Regions from separate parts of the Homo sapiens genome. Here region 2 is linked to region 1. Evidence: chromatin loops called from intact Hi-C (ENCODE). Cell type or tissue: HepG2. All regions are shown on one strand.

Region 1 (5,000 bases):
TGGAGGTTGTGGGGGAAAGTTTCTTCCTTTGCCTCTTCTGGCTTCTAGAGGCTGCCCATATTCCTTGGTTTTGTGGCCTCTTTTTCCATCTTCAAGGCCAGTAATGCTGCATCACTCTGACCATTCTCTTGTAGTCACATCTCCCTCTGAACACAGCTGGGAAAGGTCCTCCACTTTTAGGGACTCATCCAATTAGATTGGGCCTACATGAATAATCTGATATAATCTCCTCATCTTGAGGTCCTTAAGTTTAGTCACATCAGCAAGTCCCTTTCACCATGTAAGGCAGCATGGTCACAGATTCCACAGATGAGAATGTGGATATCTTTGGGGAGCCATTGTTCTACCTGCCACAGCACTCCAGTTATTCAAGTGTGCATCAGGGTTGCAAATACCAGACTAAATGATATCAACAGGTTTTCTTGTATTCCAGAGATTCTATAATTCTGAGTTCTGAACCCAGTCCTGTTCTGAGTGCTTCGGGAAATTCAAGAGAGGGCAAAAATTCAGCTTTTGCTAACAGTCTAACTCAGAAGATAAGGCCAAGGCACAAGAAGCAGTTAAATAACTGTAAAAGTATGACAGAATAGAGTTTGAGTCTCTCTAACCTCCTTTATTCTTCTCCATCCTAATCTCTAATGAAAGGGGAATTTTTAAAACAATAATGTGTTGAATTTATGCCATGACAGTGATCAATGTTATCCGATGGGGGGTTTGTATGTAGGTGCTGTACTCTTAAGAATTAGCGTATTAGTCTATTCACCATTGTCCTTCCAGGAGGGAGCCTGGAATGAGTTTCACTGTCTCAAACACAGCATGGAAGTGGGGCAGGATGCAGGTAGAACCCTGGGGAGGGCAGAGGGGTAGAAAGTAAAGGAGAGAATAAGGAAGGGAAGGAGACTGGGGCCTTTGGGTGTCCACTCAGGGCTGACTCTGATGGAATGAAAGACCTTATGGGGACAGTAAAGAAGTGATTTGCACCATCATCTGGACTCTAGATGTTTTCATCATCTTCCTGCATTAAGACCTAGGATGAGTAAGTTGGATAGTGGGTGGAACCTATAGAGGGGCAGAACAACAAGATTACATGAGGCTGTACTACGTGCTGCTGTAAACATCCTTTCTGCTCGAGGGGTTTTGGTTTTTTCTCCAATATTGGAGATTTACACCCTCCCAAACTCTTCCTAAAGGCCAATTATGTGCCCAGTTCAGTGTTCAACCCAGCTCTATCTCTTTACGGCAAGAGTGGGTCTTAGTGCAACATATGTCTGCCCATCTGAATTGATATTTCTTTGGGATCTTCCACCCTCTCCACACTAATACACCCCCAACCACTGATTCCTGCTCATCTGTGGGACTTGGAAATATTTCACGGCACACAAGATGCATTGCTGGCCTTGTCCCCAAACTCCAACCTCCTAAATTGATTCCCATGCTTTCAGAAGCAGAATTGAAACAAAAGTTTTAAATGATTTGATGTGTCCCCATGTTCAAAAATCTTCATTCCTCATAGGATAAATACTTGCGATACTAAGTTGTTAAAAAGGAGTTAAAACTGTGATTTTGCCAATGATATCAACTTTGTGTGATAATATGGAAAATATTTTATCTTAGCTGGTACATTTACCCTTTTGAGACTTCCAGAGCTTCAGCTCAAACTCCCTTTCCTGCCTCATTTCTCATGAAAAACATTAGTTTATCCCACACACTACCCTTAAACTACTCAACCTTTCTAAAACACATGCTAACATATTCACAATTCTGTACCTTTACTTTAAGTATGGAATACAAGAACCCCAAAACCTTAAAAGCCACCAGTGGGGAATAAGCTTGGGGCTCTCCTTAAATGGTGCCCAAATAAATTTGAAGTCATCAGTTTCTTGAGGTTCCGCCTCCTCCAGCTTTACTCACCCCTTAGCCTGCAGACTGCCTGCCTGACTTCTTCCACCTCAAGCTGCCTGGTGTTTATTATAACCTGGGGACACCTGGATACAGTTGGAGAAAGGTAGGGAAAACAAATGTACACTGTGATTGCCCAAGGCCTTAATCTTACCACTCTGGGCTGGAAAAAGTCAGGAAAAGGCCTCCAAAGGCAAGTGACTAGAGTGTGATAAGCAGCTGAATTATTTTCTCTGTTAGTTAATAGCTAACTGGCTTGCCTCCTTTATTGCCCATACAAACCTGGCAGTCTTCCAGGTCTACATGGCTGTTTGCCTTTCCCATGGCAAGAAAGAAGGAGTTTTATTTCACCACATATGCAATAGAAGAACAAAACATTCAGCAGACAAGAGACAAGGAGGCCAGAGGAAACTGCTTCTACAAAACCATATACAGTGTTCCCTGGACTCAGTGGCTTAGGAGTTTAATGATTAGAATCAATCAATCACTTGTTCATTCAACAAATATTTATTTAGCATCATTTATAAGTCTGGACCAGTGCTCAGTGGCGGGTTACAAGGGTGAGCAAAAGAGGCTCTCTGATACCTGGAGAGCAAAGACTCAACTGGGGATGCCAAAGGAGCCCAGAAAAACCCGGCCACAGGTCTGACAACATAAAATTTAGCTTCACACAGGTTTGCATTTTTCTTTCTTATTCATTTACCATAGACAAAAAGAGTAAATGTGGTCTGGGAATCAGGAGACCCAAAATTTTTGTCCTGGCATTGATTACATAAGACTTTTAAAAGTACAATTTCTCTTTGCATTAAATTTCTCATCTGCCAAGTGGCAACATTTATATCTACCCATCCTCTGGTCCAGAACTATTTCGAGGATCCAATGTGCATTGAAATTCCACTGGACAATAGAAGATGCTGCTACATAAATATAGGATATTATCTGAATGCCTCAAATCCAGGCACCACAGTTATCATGGCCACAGCCTCGACTAGAATAATATGAACCCTGTGAAGAGTTGAGAAAACCCAACTTATCACTGACAGCTTGAGCAACTGCAATGGTATTCATCCCCCTAGCCACATGGAGTCTGGCTCCTGTTGTATCCCTGGCTAACAAAAAGTAATTCCTGCAGAGCCAACAATGCTTGTTATTTCCAGTCCCTGGATGGAGGAGACAGAACTCAAACTTATCTCTTGTATTAAAGTCATAGACAATATAGGAAAGATTTGTGGTTAAATCTTGAGCAGCCCTTGTAGACACTTGCCAAATAATGCTGCCTGTGAATAGGGGCCTAAAGTCTGCCCGTAATGAAGCACAGCTTGAATTTCACAAATATTTGGGCCCACTGGTGGAAGAAGCCAGAGAGCAAGGGCAGGCCCCTTTCCAGGTCAGCGGGAGACCTGAGGTCAGCACTTAAAACCTGTTACTGAATTGCTGATTATACTCTTTGGACCTGGTACCAAGTCCCTGTCTATGGGGATAACTGTGTAGAGAGAAAAGTACATTCCTGGGGACAAACAACCTAATCTAGGACATCCTGACACAGTGGGATATTTGTACATGTCAAAGCTGTCTTTTAAAAGAGATCCTGTCTTGTCAACTGACACACTCTTAGGATTCCAGTCTACTTTTGTACTCAGTTTGAGGAATATAAATTGAGTACTCTGTTTTTAGGCATTAAAAAAACATCCTAAGAAAATAATTCATCCATGCTTACAAAGATGTGCAAGGGAAAATAAGAACTGGTCTAGATGCCCAACGATGGGAATACTAGGTAGGTATGTTAGTTTTCTACAGTGGGAGTAACAAATTACCACAAAGGTAATGTTGTTTAAAACAACACAAATTTATTCTCTTACTGTTCTGGAGGTCAGAAATCTAAAAGTTAGTGGGTGCAGTGCACCAGCATGGCACATGTATACATATGTAACTAACCTGCACAATGTGCACATGTACCCTAAAACTTAAAGTATAATAAAAAAAATTAAAAAATAAAAAAATAAAAAAATTAAAAAAATTAAAAAAAAGAAATCTAAAATTAAGTTAAATCTAAATTAAAGTATTGGCAGTGATGCATCCCTTCTGGAGGCTCTAGGAGTGAATCTTTATTTTTTCCAATTTCTAGAGGCCACCCACATTCCTTGGCTCCTGGCCGCTTCTTTCAGCTTTAAAGTATACCACTCCAACCTCTACTTCCGCCGTCACTTCTTTTTTTAATTTGATCTTCCTGCCTCCTCCCTCTTATGTAGACCCTTATGATTACATTGGGCCCGCCTGAATAATCCAGGATAATCTCCCCATTTCAAGATCCTTACTTTAATCACATCTGGAAAGTCCCTTTTGCCATGTAAGGAGACATATTTACACATTTACACATTCCAGGATGAGGACCTAAACATCTTTAGGAGCTATTATTCTGTCTACCATAGCAGGCATTAAATTAGTGATGTAGGGCCATTACGTCTGATCCAAACTTTATTTGGGGTGAGCTACCTCTAGGTATAGATTGGAGGTGGGAATGTAGATGATGAGTGGCAGGGAGCACAGATAAGCCCTCACCATAAGCTCTCTCCCTCATAATAGCTTTATCAATGATAAAGATGATATAGATTATTTACTTAGCTCCTGTGTCTATTTCTCAAATAGGTCTGAAATCATTCAGGGAAAAGTGGGGTATGTTATTGGCCTCCCTATAACTTCAACAGTGTGCATATGTAAGAGTTTCTTTTTTGCTTTCTTTTTTATCTTTTAAATTTCTTTTTTACTTTCTGGAAGTTATTGGTAGAGAACATGAGAGTGTCTTTAGGGTCAACATCTAATTGAATAATTGCTACCTGGGGCACATTGTAATTCCCATTCCCACTAGAAAATTATGTATTCTTCAATTGTTGAATCAGGGAGGCATCATTATTTCTTGAGAAAGACATAGGAGTCAGAGTGATGCTGAAAAAAATTCATTCCTTATATATGATATACTTTTGAAGTTAAAAGATATGTATCATATCTTTTATGATATGATAAACCTAAACCTACAGATGCAGGTTTAGTAAGTATTGAATGGAGCTTAGGCTTTAGGATCCTTGCTTGGACAAGTTCCTTCC
Region 2 (5,000 bases), 130 kb after region 1:
AGACCTGAGACAAACCAGGAAGTGGTTGTAACATTTGGGCTTACTCCCAAACCTAGAGTGGGAAGTGAGGAACTCTTTCATGGATTTTGGGCACACACATGCAGTAATAGCAGGAGGCATGGAGGAAAGGTGAGGTCTATAGACATTTAATTTCTGACCGTGTATTTCTGATTTATTTTATTAACAGTGATTGTCTAAAAGCAGAGGGAATGCATGATTTTCTTCTTCCAGTCTTCTATATTTACTACATATGCTGACATGAGCAGGGTTTTTTAAAAAAATTTTCTTTTTTAAAGAAAGGTGAATGAAAAATGAACACATGGTTGAGATAAAAGAAACAAACTTTTTTTTCGTGGAAATCTTGTGTATGTTTGAAAATGGTCACTGAACTTTCCTCTTCCCTTCAGATTTCCTTGAGTAGGCATCGTGCTGCCCCCTGAATCTCTCCTGTGGGTATTTTAATCATGTTTCTCTGGATCCATTCTGGTAACCATATGGAAGACCCATTAGAACTCTGCTCAGTAGACAGTGGGATGAAATCAGACTAAGGTGAATCTTGGACCTTGTAAGGAATTTAATTTCAAAGGACCTGTGAGGAGTCATAACACCACCCTCAAGGAAAAAGATACAGTGATTCCCTGTGTCATGATTTTTACTGTAACCATATGTTTTTAATTGGGGAATTAAAATTTGACAGTGTCCATATTTTTCTCCTAGGAAGAGTGGCTGACCTGCCAGAGAAACTGGCTCTACCTAGAAAGTATTTTCAATGCTCCAGACATTCAGAGGCAATTGCCTGCAGAGGCCAAGATGTTCCTTCAGGTGGATAAGTCATGGAAAGAAATCATGAGAAAGGTGAATCGGCTGCCTAATGCTCTTCGAGCCGCTACTCAGCCAGGTATGAAACAAAATTCCAAACAAGCAAAAAGACTACAATCTTTTAGTAGTCTGGGACTTTAGTCCCAGACTAAAATGTTTCTCTGGGAATCTAATAACATATGGTCCATTCAACCCTTGATTCTAGTCAGCATGGATGACTAGGAATCCTTGCATTTGACACACTTGCTAAGCAATGTCAACGGAACACTGGACTTTTTTTTATTATTATTATCTCTCAGCTTAGTTTGTAGTTTCGGAAAAGGAGAATCTGCCTATTTTTGCTGTTTTTATGATTGGGGGATGTTGCTTCCGTGTATCAGCAATGTTTTCATCTCAGAATTTTGACAACGAGACAAATATTTGCCTTCGGTTGATGTATTCAGTTAAAGCTCCTCCACAGATTTATAGCCACAAAAATGTCCACACCTTATTTTTAATGAATTCATTAAAACTAGTAAAAATATTACCACTTATTACATTTCTAGTCTCTAGGTTGAAATGTGTTTGAATAAGTTCCATTTCTGTGGATGTGGAATCAAAGTCTTTCAGGGTGCATATATGTGGCTGTTGAACTTCATGCTTAAAGTAAAAGCCTTGGCAAGCTTGCCTGTTGTTCAGGAAACAGCAGCACATGGCCCATCCTGGTAAATATCCTCAGACAGCTTCCCTGAAGTTTGCTGGGCTGCACTCTTTGCCCAAAAACTCTGACATAAGACAGAAATGGAAAAGAAATGTTACATGGAATAATAGAATTGAAAATTCTTTGGGTCTTTTCGAGGCAGCCCACATTCCTTGGCTCATGGCCTTCTTCCAGCCTGTAACCTCAGGACACCGACCTCTGTTTCTGTCATCACATCTCCTTATCAGCCTCTGACCTTCCCGCCTCCTGCTTATAATGGCCCATGTATGATCGATCAGTCCACCAGACAATCCAGGACAGTCTCTCCATCCATGATCCTTAACTTAATCACACCTGCAAAGTTCCTTTCCATGTATACTAACATATCCACAGGTTTGGGGGATTAGGACATGAACATCTCTAGGGGGCCATTATTCTGTCTACTGCACTCACTTGTCATGTTGAAACATTGTGCTGGGAAAACTAGTATGTTAGATTACAGAGTGCTGTCCCAGTCCCTACTAGACTTGTTATAAAATATAACTTCTGAAATGAAAAAAAAATCTGATTCAAAAATACATCTGCTCCTAAGGATGTAAGATAAGAATAGAGACTTATATAGATCATTTCAGGGGATAATAAAGCTATGAAGAAAAATAAAGTAGGGTAAATTGGTGAGAGAGAGAGAGAGTGTGTGTGTGTGTGTGTGTCTGTGACAGAAGGCTTTTTTGATAAAGTGGCTTTTGAGCAGAAACCTGCAGGAATGAGGGAATGAGTCATGTATGTGATCAAAGGGAGCATTGTTAAAGGAGGAGGGAAGATCAAAGGCAAGGCTCCCAAGGTGAGTGCATGCTTCACATGCCCAATTGTTTGCAAGGAAGCCAATGCGAGCTGAAGTGGAATGCAGAAGAAGGGCTTAGGAGGTGAAGCAAGAGAGGCAAGAGTGCTTAGGTGGGGACTGGGCATCAGACTGGGTCCTTGATTACATAGAGCCTTGGAAACCATGATCAAGACTGCGGATTTGATTCTTGGGCAGGTGGGGACACCAGCTGCTATGATAAGCACCAAAACTACAAAGATAATCAAGACATGGATCTTATCCCTTAAGGAGCTGTAGTTTAGTGATAAAGAAATAGTATCCCATCACCACAATTTTGGCATTTAAAGATGGCAGAGGATACAGAAAAGATACCAGTAAGAAAGTGACAATGAGTAGGTATAGAGACTGGCTTGGTTTGGAGAGTCAAGGAGAAGGCAACTGCTTGGCTTTGGTTTTGTACTCCTAGCCCCTCAAAAGTGGGATACACCAGCTAAATATGTTTCATATCAAATATACTTGTTCATACTTGGTAAATACTTAATATTATTATTAAAGGTAATAGTTAAAATTCTTAGTCAATTCCCCCCATTTTAATGTAATAGAGCATTCCTTTATCAAATAATGCCAAAGCTTTTAAAATCTTAACAGTATATTTTACTTTTACTTTAAATTATCTCGTTATTTTTCAGTTAACTTAGTACTTTTTATTGAAAAGACCATACCACTGCCATTCCATTTTATTTATTTATTTATTTATTTATTTTTATTTCAATAGGTTTGGGGGAAACAGGTGGTGTATGGTTCTATGAATAAGTTCTTTAGTGGTGATTTCTGAGATTTTGGTGCACCCACCACCCGCACAGTGTACTGTACCCAATGCGTAGTCTTTTATCTTTTTATCCCTCAGCTCCCTCCCATCCTTTCCCCCACTTGCCTAAGTCCATTGTATCATTCTTACACTTTTGTGTCCTCATACCTTAGCTCCCACTTATGAGTGAGAACATATGATGCTTGGTTTTCCATTCCTGAGTTACTTCACTTGGAATAATGGTCTCCAAATCAATTCAGGTTGCTGCAAATGCCATTATTTCATTCCGTTTTATGGCTGAGGTAGTATACCATGGTATATCTACACACATTTTCTTTATCCACTCATTGATTGATGTGCATTGGGGCTGGTTCCATATTTTTGCAATTGCAAATTGTGCTGTTATAAACTACGTGTGCAAGAATCTTTTTTATATAATGACTTCTTTTCTTCTGGGTAGATACCCAGTAATGGGATTGCTGGATCAAATGGTAGATCAATTTTTTAGTTCTTTAAGGATTCTCCACACTGTTTTCCATAGTGGCTGTCTTAGTTTACATTCCCACCAGCAGTGGAAAAGTGTTCCCTTTCCACCACATCCACACCAACATCTATTATTTTTTTTATTATAGCCATTCTTGCAGGGGTAGGGTGGTATCGCATTGTGGTTTTGATTTGCATTTCCCTGATCATTAGTGATGTTGAGCATTTTTCATGTTTATAGCCCATTTGTATACCTTCTTTTGAGAATTGTCTATTCATGTCCTTAGCTCACTTTTTGAAGGGATTGTTTGTTTTTTTCTTGCTGATTTGAGTTCCTTGCAGATTCTGGCTATTAGTCCTTTGCCAGATGTACAGATTCTGAAGATTTTTTCCCACTCTGTGAGTTGTCTGTTTACTCTGCTTGCTGTTTCTTTTGCTGTGCAGAAGCTTTTAAGTTTAAGTCCCATCTATTTATCTTTCTTTTGTTGCATTTGCTTTTGAGTTTTGGTCGCATTTGCCTTTGGGTTTTGGTCATGAAGTTCTTGCGTAAGCCAATGTCAAGAGGTGTTTTTCCAATATTATCTTCCAGAATTGTTATGGTTTCAGGTCTTAGATTTAAGTCTTTGATCTATCTTGATTTGATTTTTAGGTGAGAGATGAGGATCCAGTTTCATTCTTCTACATGTGGCTTGCCAGTTATCCCAGCACCATTTGTTGAATAGGGTATCCTTTTCCCACTTTATGTTTTTGTTTGCTTTGTCAAAGATCAGTTGGCTATAAGTATTTTGCTTTATTTCCAGGTTCTCTATTCTGTTCCATTGGTCTATATGCCTATTTTTATACCAGTACCATGCTGTTTTGGTGACTATGGCCTTGTAGTATAGTTTAAAGTCAGGTAATGTGATGCCTCCAGATTTGTTCTTTTTGCTTAGTCATGCTTTGGCTATGTGGGCTCTTTTTTTGGTTCCATATGAAATTTAGAATTATATTTTTCTAACTCTGTGAAGAATTATGGTGTTATTTTTATGACAATTGCATTGAGTTTATAGATTGCTTATGGCAGTATGGTCATTTTCACAATATTGATTCTACCCATTCATGAACATAGGATGTGTTTCCATTTGTTTGTGTTGTATGATTTCTTTCAGCAGTGTTTTGTAGTTTTCTTTGTAGAGGTCTTTTACCTCCTTGGTTAAGTATATTTCTAAGTATTTTTTTTTTGCAGCTATTGTATTTTCTTGCAGCTATTGTAAAAGGGGTTGAGTTCTTGATTTGACTTTCAGCTTGGTCACTGTTAGTGTATAGCAGAGCTACTGATTTGAGTACATTAATTTTGTATCCTGAAACTTTGCTGAATTCATTGATCAGGTCTAGGAGCTTTTTGGATAAGT

Evidence for each region. A loop is a pair of places that touch in the nucleus more often than their neighbours do. Peaks named below come from ENCODE experiments on the same cell type or tissue, not always from the same donor. Only the 100,000 strongest peaks of a DNase experiment are listed, where the experiment ranks them.
Region 2: a loop joins it to region 1, with 3 times the contacts of the local background. A loop is called at or near these places in 11 of 110 quality-filtered maps.

The regions. Positions count from the first base shown.
Region 1 is chr2:84,484,502-84,489,501 of GRCh38, forward strand. It overlaps a transcript of DNAH6 not described here. Among named protein-coding and RNA genes, the nearest start is that of SUCLG1, 28 kb to the left of the region's middle. In HepG2, no CTCF peak of the experiment used is centred here; DNase peaks (open chromatin) are centred at 2,160 and 3,390.
Region 2 is chr2:84,610,957-84,615,956 of GRCh38, forward strand. It overlaps DNAH6 (dynein axonemal heavy chain 6), which reads left to right. Exons shown (of 77, transcript NM_001370.2): 22 at 718-898. Among named protein-coding and RNA genes, the nearest start is that of DNAH6, 97 kb to the left of the region's middle. In HepG2, no CTCF peak of the experiment used is centred here; a DNase peak (open chromatin) is centred at 2,335.